Regions from separate parts of the Homo sapiens genome. Here region 2 is linked to region 1. The links are chromatin loops, found by intact Hi-C in ENCODE. Cell type or tissue: Panc1. All regions are shown on one strand. Each heading gives the region's core, and the rest is flanking DNA. Links, peaks and the distances in the headings are about the cores only.

Region 1 (5,471 bases), core at 2,001-4,500:
TTTAATTGACTCACAGTTCTGCAGTCTTAACAGGAAGCATGGCTGGGAGGCCTCAGGAAACTTACAATCACGGCAGAAGGGAAAGCAAGCGCATCTTACCACAGCGGAGCAGGAGAGAGAGCACTTGAAGGGGGAGGTGCCATACTTTTGAACCATCAGATCTCGTGAGAATTCATTCAGTTTCATAAGAACAGCAAGGGGGAAACTGTCCCCATGATCCAATCACCTCCCACCAGGACCCTCCCCTCACATGTGGGGATTACAATTCAACATGAGATTTGGGTGGGGACACAGAGCCAAACCATACCAACCTCAGCGACAAGTATAATACTTAGCATAGAGTAGGTGCTCAGATAGCTGTGGATGAAGGTATCAGTTAAGGAATGAATGCATGGAGCATATAGGTGTGACTTGGGTTTTGCACAGAGCTTTCAAACAGCAAGCAGGTTGAGAGCCCCAGGCCTCTATGAGAGTGGTTAATCTGTGACCCAAGATGTGTGGGGTTAGTATTAGGTCTGTGTGCCCACAGCATACCCTGGCACCACCCTCCTTGCCTGCCCATTGGAATGGGCATGTTCTGCCATCGGGTGATATGGTAATTCTCTGCAAACGTCATTGTGCACTCATCTCCATATGCAAGTCCCAATTCAAATGAGAGGAACAGCACGACTCATGCATTTGGGCCTGCACTTAAATGCCTTATGAGCTTCAAGGAAAAGCATCAGTCTCATAAAATTTAGGAAGAGTTAACAGAAATTAAGAGTGAGTAAAGCAAAATAGCAGTGATATCTTCCTAATGATGTTCAGCCTCACTTCACCCTCCTGAACATTTTCAAGGATCTGTGGCCATGTGAAACCCTGAAGGGAAGGGAACTTTTATTCCACATGCCACTTGGATGGCATCGAGAGCTCTTTTCTGCACTTGCAGAGATTTATTTGCAAGGCTTTTCCCTCCTTTAGGATCTCAATTAGGGGCAAGTGGACTATTCCCAGGGTGAAGTGTGTTCAGCATGTAGAAAAACGCCTTTGTGTCGGTTAGTAGAATGTCCTACCATTTGCGAAATGAATTTACGAGGAAAAGTCCAAATTAAATAGGGATTACACTGATCCCTTTTAAGAATTTTCAATTCATATTGGCGCATTCTATTTTCTGGTGTGTGAGCACTAAACCAAAAACAGTCCTGCCTCAAGTGCTGGGATCTACATACCCATTAGGCCAGGAATTCATTATGCAAAGCAGCTGTTCTACCAACAGCCAAGTGTCCCAAGACAATTCCCCTCACATGTGCTTCTCCTGCTGGGAGGCACGTCAACCCCCCGCTGTGCACGAGCTCCTTTATTTGCTCCTGTCTCTTGCTGCTCATTTGGCAGCAGGTGACCGCGAAGGTGCCTGCCTAGGCACAGACATCCACGCAAGCACCACCTTCACCTCTGGGAACACTCCCCAAGCACCTATTCCTCTCACTTCCACCTGTCTGTTTCAAGGAAACAAAAGAGCAGGCAGAACAAAGGGTGCATTTCTTAGAGATTATCTTTAGTAGCTGCACATTCAAAAGCAGACAGACTGGTATTTTCCTAGGGTTACAAAGGAAAACTCACTTCTATACCTCACGTTTACCACTCTTCTGCACGAGTGTTTCTGTTGTTCTTAATGCGTTCGGAGCCTGCAAAGCTTGATATGGTCTAGTTAGGACTCGCTCCTTGGGAAAGCTTCCTAGATATTTCCAGGGAGTCCCGAGCAGCTCCAGGAGCAGGCCCTGCCTGAGGTCCCGGTTGCTGGGATTCAGCCTCCACACAACACATGGTGTTTTCTCTAGCAGGTTTCTCCAACGAGTCCGGCCTTTCTTTGGCTCCCTTAACTGAGACCAACACACACCATTCCTATGACCCCAGTTGCGTGGTTGGTTTTCTAGAACCTTATGAAAGAAATGCAATGGTAGGAAATTATATATATATATATATATATATTAGACAGAGTTTCACTCTTGTTGCCCAGGCTGGAGTGCAATGGCGCAATCTCGGCTCACCACAACCTCCACCTCCCAGGTTCAAGTGTTTCTCCTGCCTCAGCCTTCTGAGTAGCTGGGATTACAGGCACCTGCCACCACGCCCAGCTAATTTTGTATTTTTAGTAGAGACAGGGTTTCTCCATGCTGGTCAGGCTGGTCTCGAACTCCCGACCTCAGGTGATCCACCCACCTCAGCCTCCCAAAGTGCTGGGATGACAGATGTGAGCCACCGTGCCCGGCAGGGATCCTGATATTATACACAAGGTGCTAGTTAGGAGGTGACATCTGATAGGGACCCAGAAGGTTAGGTCACACTTAAAGGGGAGGGAGCATGACTGGGGAGGAAACAGACCTGGCGAAGATCAAGAAATAGGAAAGAAAGACCTGAGACAGCAGTGTATAGAAGGAGGATATAGGGGAAAGGTTGGCAGGAAAGTCTGGGCTTGCCAGGTGGGCTAGTTTAGCTTTCAATGGGCAGGCTGAGGAGCTGGCTGAGGTTAGGCCGGGGAGAGACAGATCTGCTGGCTGCTGCATTGGGCAGGTGAGCCTGGTGGCGTCTGCATAACAGGATTGGGATGGCCGCTGGTTGAAAGCCTGCTGCAATAATCCAAATAAAACACAACCAGGGCTGCCCCAGCCCAGTAAGTCTGGAAAGATAGAGAATAACGTGGGAGACTGGGATGCATCAGACACGGGATCCCATAACTAGATCATGCATTGGCAGAAATTCCTGCTTCAATGAAGACCTCCCCTCACAATTGCCTTAGTTAGCTACAGAAGAATTCATTCAAAGGCAACCCAAATCTGGAAAAAAATCAAAGATGTGGGAAATGGGAAATAGAATTCATACATTTATTTGCTATAAATATAATTATGTCAAAATGTTTTCTATCAAAAACATTGGCCCAATGGACCAATGCTAAGAAGTTTAAAAAAAAAAAAAAAAAAGCAAAGCGGCTTCTTCTGCCCCCTGGTGGCTTTTGGGGAAAAGTCACTGAAAGGGCAGAAAGAGCAAAGGGGACCAGTTTCTCTCCACTTTGTACCCAAGGGTCAACTGAGCACGCAACACCCTTAAAAATAAGGGAGAAGTGCAGAGGGCTCGCTCCCCTCCCGCGCCAGCTCTCTCTCGGTCAAGGTTGGGCCACAGCCAGTGTCTCCTCCACTAGATCCGAGCCAGTGGCTCTGCCCAGGTGGACAGCAGAGTCGCCGCTGAGATTCTAACTGCTTCCATCGGGGCTCTCGGAGCAGCTGTTGGAACAGGATGGGGAGCAGAGCAATTCTGACAGTGTCAGGAAAACATCCCCCTGGCTTCCCCGTGCCCAGGCTTGAAGACCCAGGGGCTGGATACACAGCCACGGACACAACAGAATTCACTTTTAACGAGGCTTCAGAAAACAACGTTTAACTATATAAACACCTGTTTTTGGAAAATGCTGCAGATCTATTTCCAAATACTGTCTTCCAGCCCACTCTCGCTCCCACTGAGGCAGCATCCCACGGGACCCAACGTCACCACTTTTCCAGTCCAAAAAATGTGCTTTCGATGTCCTGATTTGAGGCTGCTCTTCCTCTAACCTGTGCGGCTCTGTGAAAAGCCAATTTTAAGATGCGATGCCTCCTCCAGAATTCGCCTGTATGCAGAAGAATGATGCAGAAGGAGGCAGAAAAGCCGGAGCAGTTGGGGGCAAGATGAAAACAGTCTAGTCATTATCAGTTAAACTGTAACTGCGTGCGGCAGCGTGCTGAGCGAGACAATCAGCGGAGCCCGTGAAATGTTGCTGGTTTTCCAGATAGCCCGTTTAGTTTTGTCTCAAACAAAACAAACAAAAATGTGCATAATTGTACCCAGGTCTCAAGCCCGTTTTATTTCTCCATTATACCAAGGAAAACTTGAATGGTGGCCCCACTGGAGTGAGGCTCCCGTGAATATGAATAATTGTTCATGAATATGAATAATGGGTTCCTATGAATAATTGTTTATCCACATTCGATTAGAGAGCAGCAGCCATTAGCATCTTTTTAGCCTTCTGACATTAGGGTCTTCTTTGTGAGCAGGTATTTAAAATGGATTCAATTCCACGGTCTTGAAGGCCTGTTCCGATATCGTGAATTTTGCAGATAACTGTAATTTATCCTGTAAGAGAACCTTTTGATTGCTTTAACTATGAAATATTTCCATTGCATTATACATTTGCTTATAATAGAGTATAGGAAATGTATTTTAACCATTTCCTGGACAATTCAACATTGTCATTACCAAAGTCAACTCTCCGACTGGCCTGAAACTACCCTGTTGTTTAGATAACCTTAGCTAAGTAGAGTTTACTCCACCTTTTTTCTGTAATGTTTGTTAAAACTTGAATCTTGTGACCTTTCTTTTTTGGTTGATACCTGCTTTGATCAAGATATAACGGGCTGAAGAACAGCAGCGAGGCTGCGTGCTGAGCTGTCTACACCTGCAAATCTCATCAACTCCTATCAGCTGGGCAGCAGGTTGCCCAGTTCACCACTCCTGATGAGGAAGCTGAAGTTTGCTGAACTTCCTTCTGGCACTAACGTCACACACTTCATAGCGCTCCTAGGACTTGAACTTAGTCTGGTTTGCCTTCCAAGTCCAGATTCTCCAAAACATTTTTTCTTTTTCTTTTAACTTACTAAGTAGGTGAATAAAAGGATGCGGGTGCTTGCTGGGGGAATGTGGCCAGAAGGTTGCTCCCGGTCTGATGTCAGCGCTCCCTACCCACGGTTGTCCACAGGGCACGGGTGGAATGCTGTCGGCCATGCACAGGGAGAGCTGGTCAGGGTAAAATGTGCAACCTTCCATTAGCACGTTGTTTCCAGTTCACTTTTTCCTTTTACTTTGGTGCCAAAAATTTCTTCAGAGAAACATCTCCACAAAGCCCCATGCTCTTTCTCCTATACCACATAGCCCTAATGGCGCTCCCAGGAATAAGGCAGGAGATTTGGTGCATGAATTCCAGCCCATTCTAGCTGCTAAGCGGTGATTGTGTTTCCTTCCTTTCTGCCTTTTCTATGTTCCAGATGGTGAAGTGGCCAGATAAGCAGCCTACAGATAAGTGAGGTCTACAATTCATCACACACCGATAATGCTGACATATAACAGTTTCCGTATCTTTACAAAGGCAATAAATGGGTAAGAGAAATGAATAACACTCATTAGAATAAGGCCAAACTAGTCTCCAGATTTTCCCTTTAAACTTCGCTCCTTTAGTTCCAAACTTTCCCAACAGAATAATTAGTGACTTTATCAGAAATATTAAATACTTCAAGCATAATCACCAGCTGCTGTAGATGCAGAAGCATTAATTGCATACTGCTGGCCACACACTGATTATTTTCCTGGCTTTGTTAGTAAAATAACAAATAGAATTGCAACGTGGCTCAAGAACAGGCAGAAACCAGGAAGACTGGAAGTAGTCATTCGTACTTTCTGCAGGCGCT
Region 2 (5,471 bases), core at 1,295-3,794, 170 kb after region 1:
GGTTGGACTTATGCTTTTTCAACTTTACAATGATGGAAAACGATTCCGTTTTTCACTTTCAGTACAGTATTCAATAAATTACATGAGATATTCAACATTTTATTATAAAATAGGCTTTGTGTTAGATGATTCTGCTTAACTGCAGATTATAAGTGTTCTGAGAATGTGTAAAGCAGGCGAGGCTAAGCTATGATGTTCGGTAGGTTAGGTGTAGGTATTTCTTTCTAATTCACTTGTTGTTAAGGTATTTTTGCTTATTGGTCTGTCTTTCCCATTTGATTATCAATTTCTTGAAGACAGAGACTCCTTTTGTTCTGTGGTGCACAGTCTGGCACACGATGGGCACTCAGTAAATGACTGTTGACCTAGAGTGGATGACTGACCTTATAAACCACTACTTTCAGGTTCCTAGAGAAAACACTAAGAACGCATCCTGAATTTGCAATCCTTTTTTCTAAGGATTTAAAATGCTCACATGTATGAGTCATGTGAGTGTTCACAGAAGTTCAGTAATACACACTGAAAGGGTCATCAGCTCCACCTGACAAGAAAATGGTATATATTATACTTCTTCCCAGACAACCTTATCAACACAGAAAACAACAGTTAACAATACCTCAGTCTTCCCACATTCATCGGGTGGATCCTGGTGTATGGCCACTTGATACTTGACATACAAAGAAAAGGACTGGCTGAAAGACGACTTGAACTCTGGGTCCTCAAAGGAGACAGGTACTAACCTCACCTTCAGAGCAAGGAAAATACAAGCAAATGCTATTGAAACATCTCTGATGATATGCTTCTGAAGGTGAGGCTACAGTAAGATCTCCACAAATCCACGCCAAAGCTCGAACTCGAATTTGTCATGAAAAGAAACCTTAGACGAGGCAGACGGGTGCAGAGACCGAAGTGCTAACTGTACTAAAACTTATGAAAATCTCAACCTCATAAGAGCCAACAATTTGTTCTTTTTTTTTTCTCTCTCTCCACTAATTGTAGTTTTCTGCATAAACTAGAGTCAATATTGTTGTTAATCATGGTGATGATCGCTACTTTTGCCACCTCTACTTATACTAAGTGTTTTAAGCTTTTTTCCTTTACAGATTTTTCTTGGGTCATTTAACTTACAAAATTATTAGCATATGAGTTCTTCTATTAAAATGTTCTACTATCTTCCTTTTTTAGTCCCACTCAATTGTGCAAGGGTAGCACATTAATAAAGAATAATTTAACTGGGATCAATTATTCCTACATACATCTTTCAAATACAGATAAAGCATTAAAATCATGTTAGGCAAAGTACGTATCTACCATAAAAATATAGTTTCCTGAGTTTTCCTCACAGGTATTTTAATTTAGAGCTCTATTACTATCTTTTAGATAAATGCATCTAAAATAGTGACTTTAAATAATTTTACATGTTACTTTGACTCTGAAATTATACATGGCTGGTACTTAACATGGCACTAGGTAAAATTTGCACTTTCAGAATGTCCATTAATTCAGTCTTAGGTCTTTGCAGATATGCTGCAAATTGAACACAAATAAAATGTAGCACAAATAAACCAAGATTTCATTAAATGATATTAAGTGGAAGGGAAAGCTCTGTTTGCACAGGAAAATTACACTTGGCCTGCTGACCTGGCTTTCGGTTGGCGTATCAGGTGGGTTCTTGTGAATAACCATCTGGTAACGTTTATAGACCTGGTAAGACTCCAGAAGTGTGGCTTTGAACTGCGAACTTGGTGGAGATGATCTCACCACCCTCACCTTCAGAAGCAGTTAAAAAAACAAGTTTACTAATTCATTCATTTATTCATTCTGTGGAATATGCATTAAGAGTAACTCCCATCCAAGAAACCAAGTTTCAACAATTATTAAAGCACCTAAATATTTTAATATTAAAAACCAACCAGTTAGTAAATAAAGAAAAAAGTTATTTTTGTAACTTACAGACTCATTAAGAAGAGGACGATCCCCTCTAAACTATAAGCCTCAGCTTTCATGACTGAATTATGTAAGCCTGCCTCTACTGTAAACTGGCAGAGTATTTCCAGCACTCGTACACACACGACACATACACACACAAATAAATACCCTCTAGTTGTGCACAACTACCAGTAATTCTAAGAAAGACTAAAAATATGAATACATTTTTTGGCCACTCATTCATCATTGCTAACCCTCAACTTAAAACTTGACTGTTTGAGTTAAAAAGACCTCATAAAGTTTTCCTACTTCATAGCATAGTTAACAACCATGACTCTGAAGTCACATTTCCTTTGTTCAAATCTTACAATGTCACCATCTTGGTCAAGTAACCTTGTAAAATAAGGATAAGTTTAAAACAGTAATTGCACGCAGTAATGGCTAACATTTACTTTAACATTATTTACTAGCCACTTAAAATGTATTAGCAAAACAGAACAGTAAAACAGTCAAATGCAATGCAATGAAAACAGCTGGAAACTGGACATGTGTGCCGTGAGACGTAATTCTATGAAGAAAGAGCGACACCCAGTGGTAAAAGATCTCTATACATCCTGAGTATCATTACATTCAAAAAGTACAAGTAACCACTGGAGAACTGTTATGTTAAGCGTGCTTGGCCTCCTGAATACATTACTATTTATGATCAAAGATAAAAGACACCTTGTAAAATATTTTAAGTAGTGTATTCAACTCTGTTTACAATTTTGGAAGGACAAAAAAATCTGTATCCAAATCAGAGTAGCCAAGGAGTTATAAAAGCTAAAATCTGGCCAGGCAAGGTAGCTCACACCTCTAATCCCAGCACTTTGGGAGGCCGAGGCGGGTGATCACCTGAGGTCAGGAGTTCGTGACCAGCCTGGCTGACATGGTGAAACCCTGTCTCTATTAAAAATATCAGAAATTAGCCGGGCGTAGTGGTGGGCACTTGTAATCCCAGCTACTCAGAAGGCTGAGACAGGAGAATCGCTTGAACCCAGGAGGCAGAGGTTGCAGTGAGCCGAGATCGCGCCATTGCACTCCAGCCTAGGCAACAAGAGTGAAACTCCGTCTCAAAAAAAAAAGCTAAATTCTACGTCTGATAATACATATACTGAATTAAGGCTTAGAATGCATGAAAGTTAATTTTTATTATCAGGACTTCAGTGATAAGTGATATTTTTAGATGATAGTAAGCTACAAAATTCAAAGGCTGACCAGTTACTAATCACATATGAGAATAAGATAAAAATCATTATGGCTAATGTTTTTGAATTTTTTTGAGACAGTCTTTTGCTCTGTCACGCAGGCTGGAGTGCAGTGGTGTGATCTCAGCTCGCTACAACCTCCACCTCCTGGGTTCAAGCAATTCTGGTGTCTCAGCCTCTCTAGGAGTTGGGATTACAGGTGCACGCCACCACGCCTGGCCAATTTTTATATTTTAGTAGAGACGGGGTTTCACTGTGTTGGCCAAGCTGATCTCAAACACCAGACCTCAAGAGATCCACCTGCCTCGGCCTACCAAAGTGCTAGGATTACAGGTGTGAGCCACCACATCCAGCCCTTGTTTTTGAATTTTATATATGAGAAACTAATACTGAGAAATCTTGATCTGATCTAGAAACGAAAATAAATTTGGAAAAATGGAGGAATTTGGCTCTAAAAGTATTCATATTATGCCCAAAGTGGTTTTGGCACTAATGAGAGAGGATTTCAGCAGTACAATTTAGCCCTATTTAGATAATTCCTAACTGCTGGCTTATGTATATGACACCATTTGCTGTCTTTACCAAGATCAGAATATTATAATGGATGAAATAGTGATTTGCCTTGTGTAATCTATTGTCTTTCACTATCTAAACCAAAACTGCTAAAAACACAATTTTAAAGAGTATTTCTTTCATTTTAACTATTAAATTTCAATCAAGGTAGCATGCTAAAATTGACACTGTTTTCACAAGTTTGGTGGCCAACTATGTATTCTCAAAAAGTCTTTTAAAAAAAAAGGAGTTTCCCTCAAACAGCAGTTAACTTAGTAAATACAAATGTTACTTCTTCCCAGTTCTCTTTAATTTCTTTTAAATTCTCATTATTTAACTAGCAAACATCAACTAATTAGAACTTCAAATAAAAATAAACGATATGCCCAAACAAAAAAAAATCATAATAAAACAAACAACAAAAGTCCTCCAAAGTACCTCTAACTTGTGTGATGCATTCTCTGGTAAAGACTCAAAAATTAAATCTTCGAGTGATTTTGGCTGGTTGGATTTAGCCTTTGGTGGAAACAAAGATGGTGGGTGACCTTGAGCCTGGAAACCCTCAAGTTCTCCAGCTGGGTTCTGCTGCATTAGTTTTAACCTTTTCCTTTCTTTCCGGATTTCCTTTGCTTTTCGACATGGAGGCTTACTCAAATCAGCCCCTTTGCCTAAAAAGAATTTTAAAATATTAGACCAATCACATTTGGTTCTAGAAAAGTTTTTTCACATGTCTCAAAGATTCTACAGTGTAAGTCCAAAGAGTTTCAATGGTTAGGCTAGCTTTGGGGTAGATGTTTCAGAGGATCCTGATACAGAGCTGTAAGTGGATCTAAAATTCTACCTTAGAAGTGGGAGTTGCTAGAGAAAGTAAATAGCACAGAAACTTTCCAAGGTGGCTCTTACTGCTGAAAATCTTTTTTTTCTTTTTTTTGAGACAGAGTCTCGCTCTGTCACCCAGGCTGGAGTGCAATGGCATGATCTCAGCTCACTGCAACCTCCGCCTCCCAGGTTCAAGCAATTCTCCTGCCTCAACCTCCCGAGTAGCTGGGACTACAGGTGTGTGCCACCGTGCCTGGCTAATTTTTGTATTTTCAGTAGAGATGGAGTTTCACCATGTTGGCCAGACTGGTCTCAAACTCCCTTGGACAGACTGGTCTCAAACTCCTGACCTCGTGATTCACCCACCTTGGCCTCCCTAAGTGCTGGGATTACAGGAATGAGCCACCAGGCCCGGCCCAAATATCTTTTTTTAAAAAAAAACATTCATCCACTTCTCTGCCTTTGTGAGGAAGAACACAATCAAATCAAAGTACCTGCTGCATTAAAAGGACACTGCTATCTCTGCCCAACATTTCTGAGGGACATTTCTCTGAAAGCACTGGTAACATAAATACTTAGGAACCAGGTATAAAGGAATACTGATCCCAGCGCAAACACTGACAGGTTTTTTTAAATTAAAAGAATCCTTGTGCACCTGGAATTCTAGCACTTTGGGGGGCTAAGGCGGGCAGATCACCTGAGGTTGAGAGTTCGAGACCAGCCTGGTCAACATGGTGAAACCCCATTTCTACTAAAAATACAAAAATCAGCCAGGTGTGGTAGCACACACCTGTAATCCCAGCTACTCAGGAGGCTGAGGCATTAGAATCACTTGAACCCAGGAGGCAGAGGTTGTGCTGAGCTGAGATGGCACCACTGCACTCCAGCCTGGGCGACAGAGTGAGACTCTGTCTCAAAAAACAA

The links. A loop is a pair of places that touch in the nucleus more often than their neighbours do. Peaks named below come from ENCODE experiments on the same cell type or tissue, not always from the same donor. Only the 100,000 strongest peaks of a DNase experiment are listed, where the experiment ranks them.
Region 2: it touches region 1 in a loop (4-fold over the local background); 5 of 110 quality-filtered maps call a loop at or near these places.

Annotation. Positions count from the first base shown.
Region 1 is chr10:121,731,740-121,737,210 of GRCh38, forward strand. No RefSeq gene overlaps it. Among named protein-coding and RNA genes, the nearest start is that of FGFR2, 140 kb to the left of the region's middle. RefSeq lists an enhancer at 970-1,562. In Panc1, for the core only: CTCF peaks have their summits at 3,022 (motif pointing left) and 3,258; no DNase peak of the experiment used is centred there; H3K4me3 peaks cover 497 bases; H3K27me3 peaks cover 1,046 bases.
Region 2 is chr10:121,898,225-121,903,695 of GRCh38, forward strand. It overlaps ATE1 (arginyltransferase 1), which reads right to left. Exons shown (of 12, transcript NM_001001976.3): 6 at 4,167-4,396; 7 at 1,642-1,770. Among named protein-coding and RNA genes, the nearest start is that of ATE1, 27 kb to the right of the region's middle. In Panc1, for the core only: a CTCF peak has its summit at 2,530 (motif pointing left); a DNase peak (open chromatin) is centred at 2,507.